Regions from separate parts of the Homo sapiens genome. Here region 2 is linked to region 1. A link is an interaction called in ENCODE POLR2A ChIA-PET data of the cell type or tissue named here. Cell type or tissue: CD4-positive, alpha-beta T cell. All regions are shown on one strand.

The links. ChIA-PET counts read pairs that join two places held together with the same protein. Peaks named below come from ENCODE experiments on the same cell type or tissue, not always from the same donor. Only the 100,000 strongest peaks of a DNase experiment are listed, where the experiment ranks them.
Region 2: POLR2A ChIA-PET joins it to region 1 with 6 read pairs; 31 of 35 experiments call an interaction of 5 or more read pairs at or near these places.

The regions. Positions count from the first base shown.
Region 1 is chr2:121,698,238-121,703,237 of GRCh38, reverse strand. The region is part of intron 2 of NIFK-AS1 (NIFK antisense RNA 1); the gene reads right to left. Among named protein-coding and RNA genes, the nearest start is that of NIFK, 36 kb to the left of the region's middle. RefSeq lists enhancers at 2,764-3,263, 3,421-3,540. In CD4-positive, alpha-beta T cell, no CTCF peak of the experiment used is centred here; DNase peaks (open chromatin) are centred at 2,208, 2,537 and 3,647; H3K4me3 peaks cover 845 bases; H3K27ac peaks cover 1,879 bases.
Region 2 is chr2:121,534,948-121,539,947 of GRCh38, reverse strand. All of the region lies in intron 2 of CLASP1 (cytoplasmic linker associated protein 1), which reads left to right. Among named protein-coding and RNA genes, the nearest start is that of RNU4ATAC, 6.6 kb to the right of the region's middle. In CD4-positive, alpha-beta T cell, no CTCF peak of the experiment used is centred here; no DNase peak of the experiment used is centred here; H3K4me3 peaks cover 344 bases.

The sequences.
Region 1 (5,000 bases):
CTTTGGAAGGCCGAGGCAGGCAGATCACTTGAGGTCAGGAGTTCGATACTACCCTAGCCAACATGGAGAAACCCTGTTTCTACTAAAAATACAAAAATCAGCCGAGCATGGTGGCACATGCCTGTGGTTCCAGCTACTCCGGAGGCTGAGGCAGGAGAATCGCTTGAACTTGGGAGGAGGAGGTTGCAGTGAGCCAAGATTGCGCCACTGCACTCCAGCCTGGGCAACAGAGCGAGACTCAGTCTTAAAAAAAAAAAAAAAAAAAAAAAAAGCACTCTCACTGCAGAAAGGAAAATAGGTTGAAAGGGACCAAAGGCCAGTTAAGCATCTTTTACAGTAATTTAGGTTGGAGGCTTTGAGAGGGAGTTAGAAAATCTCTGGTCAACATTTATATCAGTAGACAAAGGGGCTGCAGGAATAGGGATAGGAAAGAATAATTTACCTTTGCATGTGCTGAGTGCACAGACGAACTGTGAACTTGACCCGTGTTGGGCTGTGAGTGAGTCACAGAGCCTGGCAAAGATCTGCTCCTGACTGTGCTTGGGGACTGGGGATCCCACCAATGGGAACAGGTGGGAACAAAGACAAGAGATACTTCTGTAACCACCCAAGAGGTTCACCTTGCCCACTGCCTAGACAGAGCCGATTCATCAAGACAGGGGAATTGCAATAGAGAAAGAGTAATTTACGCAGAGCTGGCTGTGCGGGAGACTGGAGCTTTATTATTACTCAAGTCAGTCTCTCCAAGCATTCGGGGAGTGGAGCTTTTTTTTTTTTTTTGAGATGGAGTCTCGCTCTGTCGCCCAGGCTGGAGTGCAGAGGCGCAATCTCGGCTCACTGCAAGCTCCGCCTCCCGGGTTCACGCCATTCTCCTGCCTCAGCCTCCCAAGTAGCTGGGACTACAGGCGCCTGCCACCACGCCAGACTAATTTTTTGTATTTTTAGTAGAGACGGGGTTTCACCGTGTTAGCCAGGATGGTCTCGATCTCCTGACCTCGTGATCCACCCGCCTCAGCCTCCCAAAGTGCTGGGATTACAGGTGTGAGCCACCGTGCCCAGCATTGGCCATGCAGAGCTTTTAAAGATAATTTGGTGGGTGAGGGGAAGCCAGTGAGCCAAGAGTGCTGATTGGGCAGGTCAGAGATGAAATCATAGGGAGTGGAAGCTGTCTTCTTGTGCTGAGTCAGTTCATGGATGGGGACCACAAGATCAGATGAGCCAGTTTATTGATCTGGGTGGTGCCAGCTGATCCATCAAGTGCAGGGTCTGAAGAATATCTCAGGCACTGATCTTAGGAGCAGGGTAGGGAGGGTCAGAATCTTGTAGCCTCCAGCTGCATGACTCCTAAACCACAATTTCTAATCTTGTAGCTAGTGTTAGTACTACAAAGGCAATCTAGTCCTCAGGCAAGAAGGAGGTCAGCTTGGGAAAGGGCTGTTACCATCTTTGTTTAAACTATAAACTAAGTTTCTCCCAAAGTTAGTTTAGCCTATGCCCAGGAAAGAACAAGGATAGCTTAGAAGTTAGAAGGAAGATGGAGTCGGTGAAGTTAGATCTCTTTCACTGTCTCAGTCATAATTTTGCAAAGGCAGTTTCAGTTCTTATCTCCTTGGCTGAGACCAGGAAATATATTATCACAGGAATGGAGTTGTAAGTAGTGGCTGGTTGTCTTTTGAAATAACACCATGTCACAACAGCATTCAATTATTATTAATTTACAAAGCAGCTAATCTTGATGGGCACTGTCAGATATGGGTATGGATATGGGTGAGACACTTACCCTTCCTTCAAGTTGCTCATAGTTTAGTAAGTGAGCAAACTAACTGTGCTGACTTTGGTTTTTTTGTTTGTTTGTTTGTTTGTTTGTTTGTTTTGAGACAGAGTCTTGCTCTTGTCTCTTGTCGCCCAGGCTGGAGAGCAATGGCACAATCTTGGCTCTCTGCAACCTCCACCTCCCAGGTTCAAGTGATTCTCCTGCCTCAGCCTCTCGAGTAGCTGGGATTACAGGCACCTGCCACCACGCCTGGCTAATTTTTGTATTTTTTTTAGTAGAGACAGGGTTTCGCCATGTTGGCCAGGCTAGTCTTGAACTCCTGACCTCATGATCCGCCAGCCTTGGCCTCCCAAAGTGCTGGGATTACAGGCGTGAGCCACCGTGCCCAGCCCTGACTGTGGTTTCTAACACTGTCTCTACAGGAAGCCGTCTCTCTAACAGTCTCTCAGATCTTAACCTATTTATTTGTATCCCCTTACTGAGTGGGCCCAATACCTGTGAAGGGCAGCTGTGTAACAGCATCACCACAACTCTGTTGTACGAGTTGAAGTTCATTGCATTAACTTTGAAGGATTAATTAATATAGTGTCTCTCTTCCAGGATTCCTATAGGACATGCTTCTAAGGGCTCAGGCCAGGAGTGGGCTCCATCCTCAGCTTTTTTTCAGAAGCTACAGAAGCAACTGTTTTCACCCCCATACTCAGAGCGAGTGAAATGGGGGTTGCCGGAAGAAAGTGCTTCACGACGACAGAGTGGTTATCAAAATATGCCAATCAGCCACACAGCTCCCAGCTCACCAGATTTGTCAAAGGGCCAATCAGCTCTAAGGGTTTCTGTGGAGAAAAATGCTCATTTATTGGGAGACAGAAAGGAGAGCTTTGGCTGAAACCACTTTGCCTTCACCAGCAACTTTTTAATCCCTTTGTCTGGTGCATGAAATCAGTTCCCAGAACACAGAGGTTATTAATAACTGTGGGACCTTTTCCCAGTCTCCAGATCAATTGGCAGAAGCCTCTGGTTATTTCCTTCTGGATGCTTCTATTATTTGGAGCTGAGAAGTGACCTCCTCCTCAAAACCTGTACAGATTTTCACCTGGCTTGGGAATTACACAGTCACCCACCAGCCCCCAGCCTTGCCTCCTCTCCACTCTTCCCTGGCTGGGCTGGCTCGGTGCAAGGCTGGTGTCTTTGCTTCCACCGAGAGACTACGTGCTGTCCAGTGGAGTCCAGCACGCACCTCTCTTCCCACTGGTTCCTCACTGCCAGGTGAGGTCCAGGGCGTTGATCCGGATCCATGGAGCCAGGCTGATGTACAATGAGTCACTCTGAGCTGGCTCCTCTCCTCATGCTTGGCAGAGGTCCTAGCATCAGCTGCTGGGCAGGTGCTGAGCAAGGCCGAGGTCTTAACTTGGCGACACTGGGGTGGACATTTCTCCAGGAGGAGCTGCTGTGATCGGCAGGACTCAGTAGAGAGAGTGTCTTACATGTAGGGCTTCCCCCTTCTCTCCCTCTTGCTTCCTTCCTGCGGGGGCCAAGCCATGCCTGTGGCTTTACCAGGATCTCAGTGCAGGAAATGTTGCAGCTCCTCTGACTCTCACCTCCTCTCTCAGCTCCAGGTCGCCCCTTGCTTGCTGGCCGCATCACAAGGAATGGCCCTCAGCACCCGAACCCAGACAGGCACAGTGGGCTGGACAAATCTGGGTCATACTGGCTAAACACCGTTAGCTTCCCTGTGAAATGAAAGCAAGAGCCTTCACCTTGCAAGGCTGAGGGAGGTGGGGGCAAAGCACCTCCCATGCGGGCACAGTGGGCCTCTACTGAGGGTTTGATCATTAGGAGCGTTGTCACCTCTGAGAGCTGACCTCATCTCTCCCCACAAACCCGCTCACCCGGTCTGCTTCCTGTCTGGGTGGATGGCATCATCACTCTTAGTCACTCAGACTGAACGAAGCAGCTCTCTTCTGGCTCATCTTGCACTGGCCTATTTGTATGTGTGTGTGTGGGGTAAATATACCTAAAATGCATATTTTTTTGAGACAGGGTCTCACTCTGTTGCCAAGGCTGGAGTACAGTGGAACCATCTCTGCTCACTGCAGCCTCCACCTCCAGGATTCAAACCGTCCTCCCACCTCAGCCTCTGAAGTAGCTGGGACTACAGGTGCATACCACCACGCCCAGCTAATTTTTGTATTTTTTTTGTAGAGACAAGGTTTCACCATGTTACCCAGGTTGGTGGGGTTTGTTTGTTTGTTTGTTTTGAGACAGAGTCTCGCTCTTTCTCCCAGGCTAGAGTGAAATGGCATGATTTTGGCTCACTACAATCTCCGCCTCCTGGGTTCAAGCGAGTCTCCTGCCTCAGCCTGCTGAGTAGCTGGAATTATAGGCGCCCACCACCATGCCCGGCCAATTTTTGTATTTTTAGTAGAGACGGGGTTTCACCATGCTGGCCAGCATGGTCTCGAACTCCTGACCTCAGGTGATCCACCTGCCTCGGCCTCCCAAAGTGCTGGGATTACAGGCATGAGTCACTGTGCCTGGACCCAGGCTGGTTTTGAACTTCTAAGCTCAAGCTACCCACCTGCCTCAGCCTCCCACAGTGCAGGGATTATAGGCATGAGCCACCGCACCTAGCCTAAAATGTAGCATCTTAACCATTTTTAAGTGTGCAGTTGAGTGGCATTAAGTACCTTCGCACTGTTGTGCAACCATCACCACCACCCATCCACAGAACTTTTTCACACTCTCCAACTGAAACTCTGCGCCCATTAAACACTCACTTCCCGTTCCCCTCTCCTCTCAGGTCCTGGCAACCACCATCTTACTTTCTATCACTACAAATTTGACTACTCTAGGGACCTCATGTAAGTGGAATCATACAGGATGTGTCCTTTTGTGTCTGGCTTATCTCACTTATCACAATGTTCATAACGTTCATCCGTGTAGTAGCACGTGTCAGAATCTCCTTGCTTTTTCAGGCTGAATAATATTCCATTGTATGTATATACCACATTTTGTTTATCCACTCACTGGTCTATTTTTTTTTTTTTTCAGACGGAGTCTTGCTTTGTCTCCCAGGCTGCAGTGCAGTGGCACAATCTCGGCTCACTGCAACCTCCGCCTCCCGGGTTCAAGAATTCTCCTGCCTTAGCCTCCTGAGTAGCTGAGATTACAGGTGTGTGCTACCATGCCCGACTAATTTTTGTATTTTTAGTAGAGACGGGGTTTC
Region 2 (5,000 bases), 160 kb after region 1:
GGGTCTTTTTCCGTTTTAGCCATTGTGAGTGTGCGGTAGTGTCTCATTTAATTTGCAGTTCCTTGATGACTAGTAGAAATTGAACAACTTTTCTTAGAATGTTGACCATTGGTATCTTCTGTGAAGTGCCTCTTCACATATTTTGCCTGTTTTTCTACTGGCTTGCCTATCAGTTGCTTTGTAGAGCACCTTTATATATTCTAGAAACAAGCCTGTTGTTGCTTATTTGTTTTGTAATATCTTCTTCTAGCGTGACTTGACTTTCACTTTCTTAAGTGGTTTTGATATGCCAAAGTTCTTAATTCTAATTTGGTCCAGTTCATCAATCTTGTCCTTTATGGTTTGTGTTTATTGTGTCCTGATATTTTCCTCTATCCTGGGATCTTGAAGCTATTATGTTATTTTCTAAAAGGTTTATTGCTTTGCTTTCTGCACGTTTATCTATTATCAGGAATTCATTTTTGTGCAGGGTGTGAGATAGGAGTCAACTTCTTTTTAAATCCATGTAGATATTCAGTTGATCCAGGGGCATCAATTTAAAAAGTAGCCGTATTGTCACTGCTCTGTAATGCCTGCTTTGTCATAAAATACCCTCATAGGCCCGAATCTGTTTCTTTATCCTGTCTGTTGGTGTGTCTGTCCATCAACTGATAGCACATTGTCTTAATTCCTGTGATATTGTAATAAATCTTGATATCCACGGGGAGCAAGTTTTATCACCTTGTTTAACCAAAAGAGTGCCTTGCCATTCGTATTATCACACGTATTTTGGAATCAACTTATTTAGTTCTTAAAAAAATATATGTTTGTGTTTATTAGGGTTTTTAGTGGAATGTTATTGAATGTTTAGATCAATTTGGGAGAACTGAAAATTTCACAGTACTGAGTATTCCAGCCTATAGTTTTATCTTTCCGTTTATTTTAGCTATCTTAAAAAAATTTTAAAAATTGTTACATAGCTTTTTGGGCAGATATTTATTTTGGCTAGATTTATTCCTAGGTGTTTATTTTTATAAAATTAAAAATAGGAACATTTTTAACTTTCCTTTTTGGCTTATTATGAGAATAGAAATGTAATTTTTTTCATATATATTGGCTTTGTATTAGTCTTGCAAAACTTAATTTTATAATGCACCTTTAGATCTTGTAGTTTTTTTTTTTTTGAGACTGAGTCTTGCTCTGTCGCCCAGGCTGGAGTGCAGAGGCGCAATCTTGGCTCACTGCAACCTCTGCTTCCTGGGTTCAAGCAATTCTCTGCCTCAGCCTCCCGAGTAGCTGGGATTACAGGTGCCCACTGCCATGCCTGGGTAATTTTTGTATCTTTAGTAGAGATGGGGTTTCACCATCTTGGTCAAGATGGTCTCCATCTCCTGACCTCGTGATCTGCCCGTCATGGCCTCCCAAATTGCTGGGATTACAGGCATGAGCCACCATGCCTAGCGCCTTCTAGATTTTTTTTTTACGCAGTTGTATTTTCCATTCAGAATGATAATCTTTTTTTGTCAATTTTCATACTTTTTTTAAAAAAATTTTTTGAGACGGAGTTTTGCTCTTATCACCCAGGCTGGAGTACAATGGCGCAATCTTGGGTCACTGCAACATCTGCCTCCCGGTTTCAAGCGATTCTCCTGCCTCAGCCTCCCAAGTAGCTGCGATTACAGGCATGCACCACCACGCCCGGCTAATTTTGTATTTGATTAGAGACGGGGTTTCTCCATGTTGGTCAGGCTGGTCTCAAACTGCTGACCTCAGGTGATCCACCTGCCTTGGCCTCCCAAAGTGCTGGGATTACAGGCTGAGCCACCACACCTGGCCACTTTTATTTTTTTTTCTTGCCAAAATTAGTTAGCTAGGACTGTAGATATAATGTTGAACAGAAATTGTACAGTGGATATTTTTGTCGTGTTCCAGTCTCAGAGAGAAAGCTTTCAGCATTTCATCATTAAGTGTGATGCTTTTTGTAGGTTTGAAAAAAATATATCCTTTATGAAGTTAAGGAAGAATCTTTCTCTTCCTAATCTGCTAAGAATTTTTAATCATGAATGCAGTGGATGTTCAATTTCTCAGATGCTTTGTATCTTTTGCGGTGATTAACATAATAAAGGGGAAAATCATGTTATTAATATGGCAAGTTACATGGAATGATTTATTGTTAAACCAGTAGCACCAGGACAGTCACTAAAATTGAATTTAAAAGAATGGATAGCTTCTAAGATAAGTATTGAAAAGTTCTTTTAGTTTTTGTATGAGAATTATTTCACTTTCTAGAAAGGTATATTTTACAGATCATAGAATTATAGGTTGGTAATTAGTAATTGTCTTTCTTCACTTTGCTGATGCATTTCTTTATTGTTGGCAGTATTGGTCTTAATTTTCATCTTTTAAACAATGTAGCTAATGTATCTAGGTTTGGGTTTCTTTTTCCTTAGTGTGGTGTGATACACTGGGCTTCTTGAATCTGTGGCTTGATGTTTTTCTTCAGTTTTTGGAACATTTTCAGCCATTATCTCTTCAGGTATTGCTTCTCTCTCTCTCTCTCTCTTTTTTTTTTTCTTGGACACAGGATCTTGATCTGTCACCCAGGCTGGAGTGCAGTGACAAGATCACGGCTCACTGCAGCCTCAACCTCCTGGGCTCGAGCGATCCTCTCTCCTCAGCGATGCGAGTAGCTGAGACTACAGGCTTGTGCCACCAGGCCTGGCTAATTTTTGTATTTTTTGTAGAGACAGGATTTTGCCATGTTGCTAAGGCTAGTCTCAAACTCCTGGGCTCAAGCGATCTGCCTGCCTTGACCTCTCAAATTGCTGGGATTACAGGTGTGAGCCACTGTGCCCGGCCTTTTATTCTTTTTAAAGGTGTATAATTCAGTGGTTTATAGTACATTCACAGAGTTATACAACCATCACCATTATCTAATTTTAGAGCATTTTTATTGCCCCATAACACAAGCTTCATAACCATCAGCTATTGTTTAAAAGTTATTTCTAATTGTAGTAAGACATACAGAACATAAAATTCACCATGTAACTAGTTTTGTGTACAATTCAGCGGCATGAAGTACATTTGAATTATGCAACCATCACCAACGTCTCTTTCCATAATGTTTTTCTCTTGTAAAACTGAAACCCTGTAGCCATTAAATAATAACTCTCATTTCTCCCTTCCACAATCCCTGGCAGCCACCAGTCCACTTTCTGTATCAGTGAATTTGACTACTCTAGGTGTTTCATGTAAGTGGAACCAGACAATATTTGTCTTTGTGACTGGCTTACTTTATTCCACATAATGCCTTCAAGGTTCATCCATGTTGTAGTGTTTCAGAAAAGGCCTAAAGTTCCATTGTATGGGTAGACCAGGAGACTCCATTTTGTATATCCATTCATCTGTCAATCAACACTTCAGTTGTTTCCACCTTTTTACTCCTGTAGATAATGATGCTGTGAATATGGGTTTACAACTGTCTTTGGAAACTCTGCTTTTACTTCTTTTGGGTATATGCCCAGAAATGGAATTGCTGGAATCATATGGTAATATTATTTTTAATCTTTTTTTTTTTTTTTTTTTTTTTTCAGACAGTCTTGCTCTGTCGCCCAGGCTGGAGTGCAGTGGCACAATCTCGGCTCACTGCAAGCTCCGCCTCCCAGGTTCATGCGATTCTCCTGCCTCAGCCTCCCGAGTAGCTGGGACTACAGGTGCCCGTCACAACGCCCGGCTAATTTTTTGTATTTTTACTAGAGACGGGGTTTCACTGTGTTAGCCAGGATGGTCTCGATCTCCTGACTTCGTGATCTGCCCACCTCGGCCTCCCAAAGTGCTGGGATTACAGGCGTGAGCCACTGTGCCCAGCCCTAATCTTTTTTGAGGAACTGCTATAACCATTTTCCACAACAACTCTACCATTTTACACTTCACCAGCAGTATACAAGAGTTCCAGTTTCTCTACATCTTTACCAACAGTATTTATTTTTTATTTTTTAATAAAATAGGGCTGGGTGCAGTGGCTCATGCCTGTAATCCCAGCACTCTGGGAGGCCAACACAGTCGGATCGCTTGAGTCCAGAAGTTCAAGACCAGCCTGGGCAACATGGCAAAACCTCTCCTCTACAAAAGCTCAAAAAATTAGCTGGGTGGTGTGTTGGCACGCGCCTGTAGTCCCAGCTACTGGGGAGGGGGCAGGTTGCTGAGGCGGGAGGATCACTTGAAGCTGGGAGATGGAGGTTGCAGTGAGCCGAAATCACGCAACTACACTCCAGCCTGGGTGACAGAGCATGATCCTATCTCCAAAAAAAAAAAAAATTCTAATGAATGTCAGCCGTTACTTTTTACCTATTGTCTCTCATTTCTTCTTTTTAAATTCCATTTAAACTTGATGTTTTCTCTCTATTCTCTCTTGCCTATTCTTTTGAATATTCCATCTTTTTGCTTCTCTTTACTTTATTCTGGATTTTTTCTGCAGACTTAGTTTCCTGTTTAGTTCTCTTCATGTATTTACAGTGCACTTAGGAAAAAGAGCCCATGCATTGAGTATTTAATTTTCTCTTGTATTATTTGTTTAACCTATGTAACTTTAAAAGTTGTCATTTCTCTACCCAAAACTTTAATCATGTGTTTTTTCTTCTTAGACATAATAAGACTGGTTATTTAATTTAATTAATTTATTTATTGAGACAAGGTGTCTCTCTGTCACCCAGGCTGGAGTGCAGTGGCACGATCTCCACTCGCTGCAACTTCCGCCTCCCAGGCTCAAGTGATCCTCCCACCTCAGCCTCCCGAGCAGAGCAGCTGGGACCACAGGTGCATGCCACCACGCCCAGCTAAGTTTTGTATTTTTTCGTAGAGGTGGCATTTCGCCACGTTGCCCAGGCTAGTCTTGAACTCCTAAGCTAAGGCAATCCGCCTGCCTCTGCCTGCCTTGGCCTCCCAAAGTGCTGGGATTACAGGCGTGAGACACCACACTCGGCCTGACTTGTTATTTTAAAGTCCGTTTGCAATTATTCTCC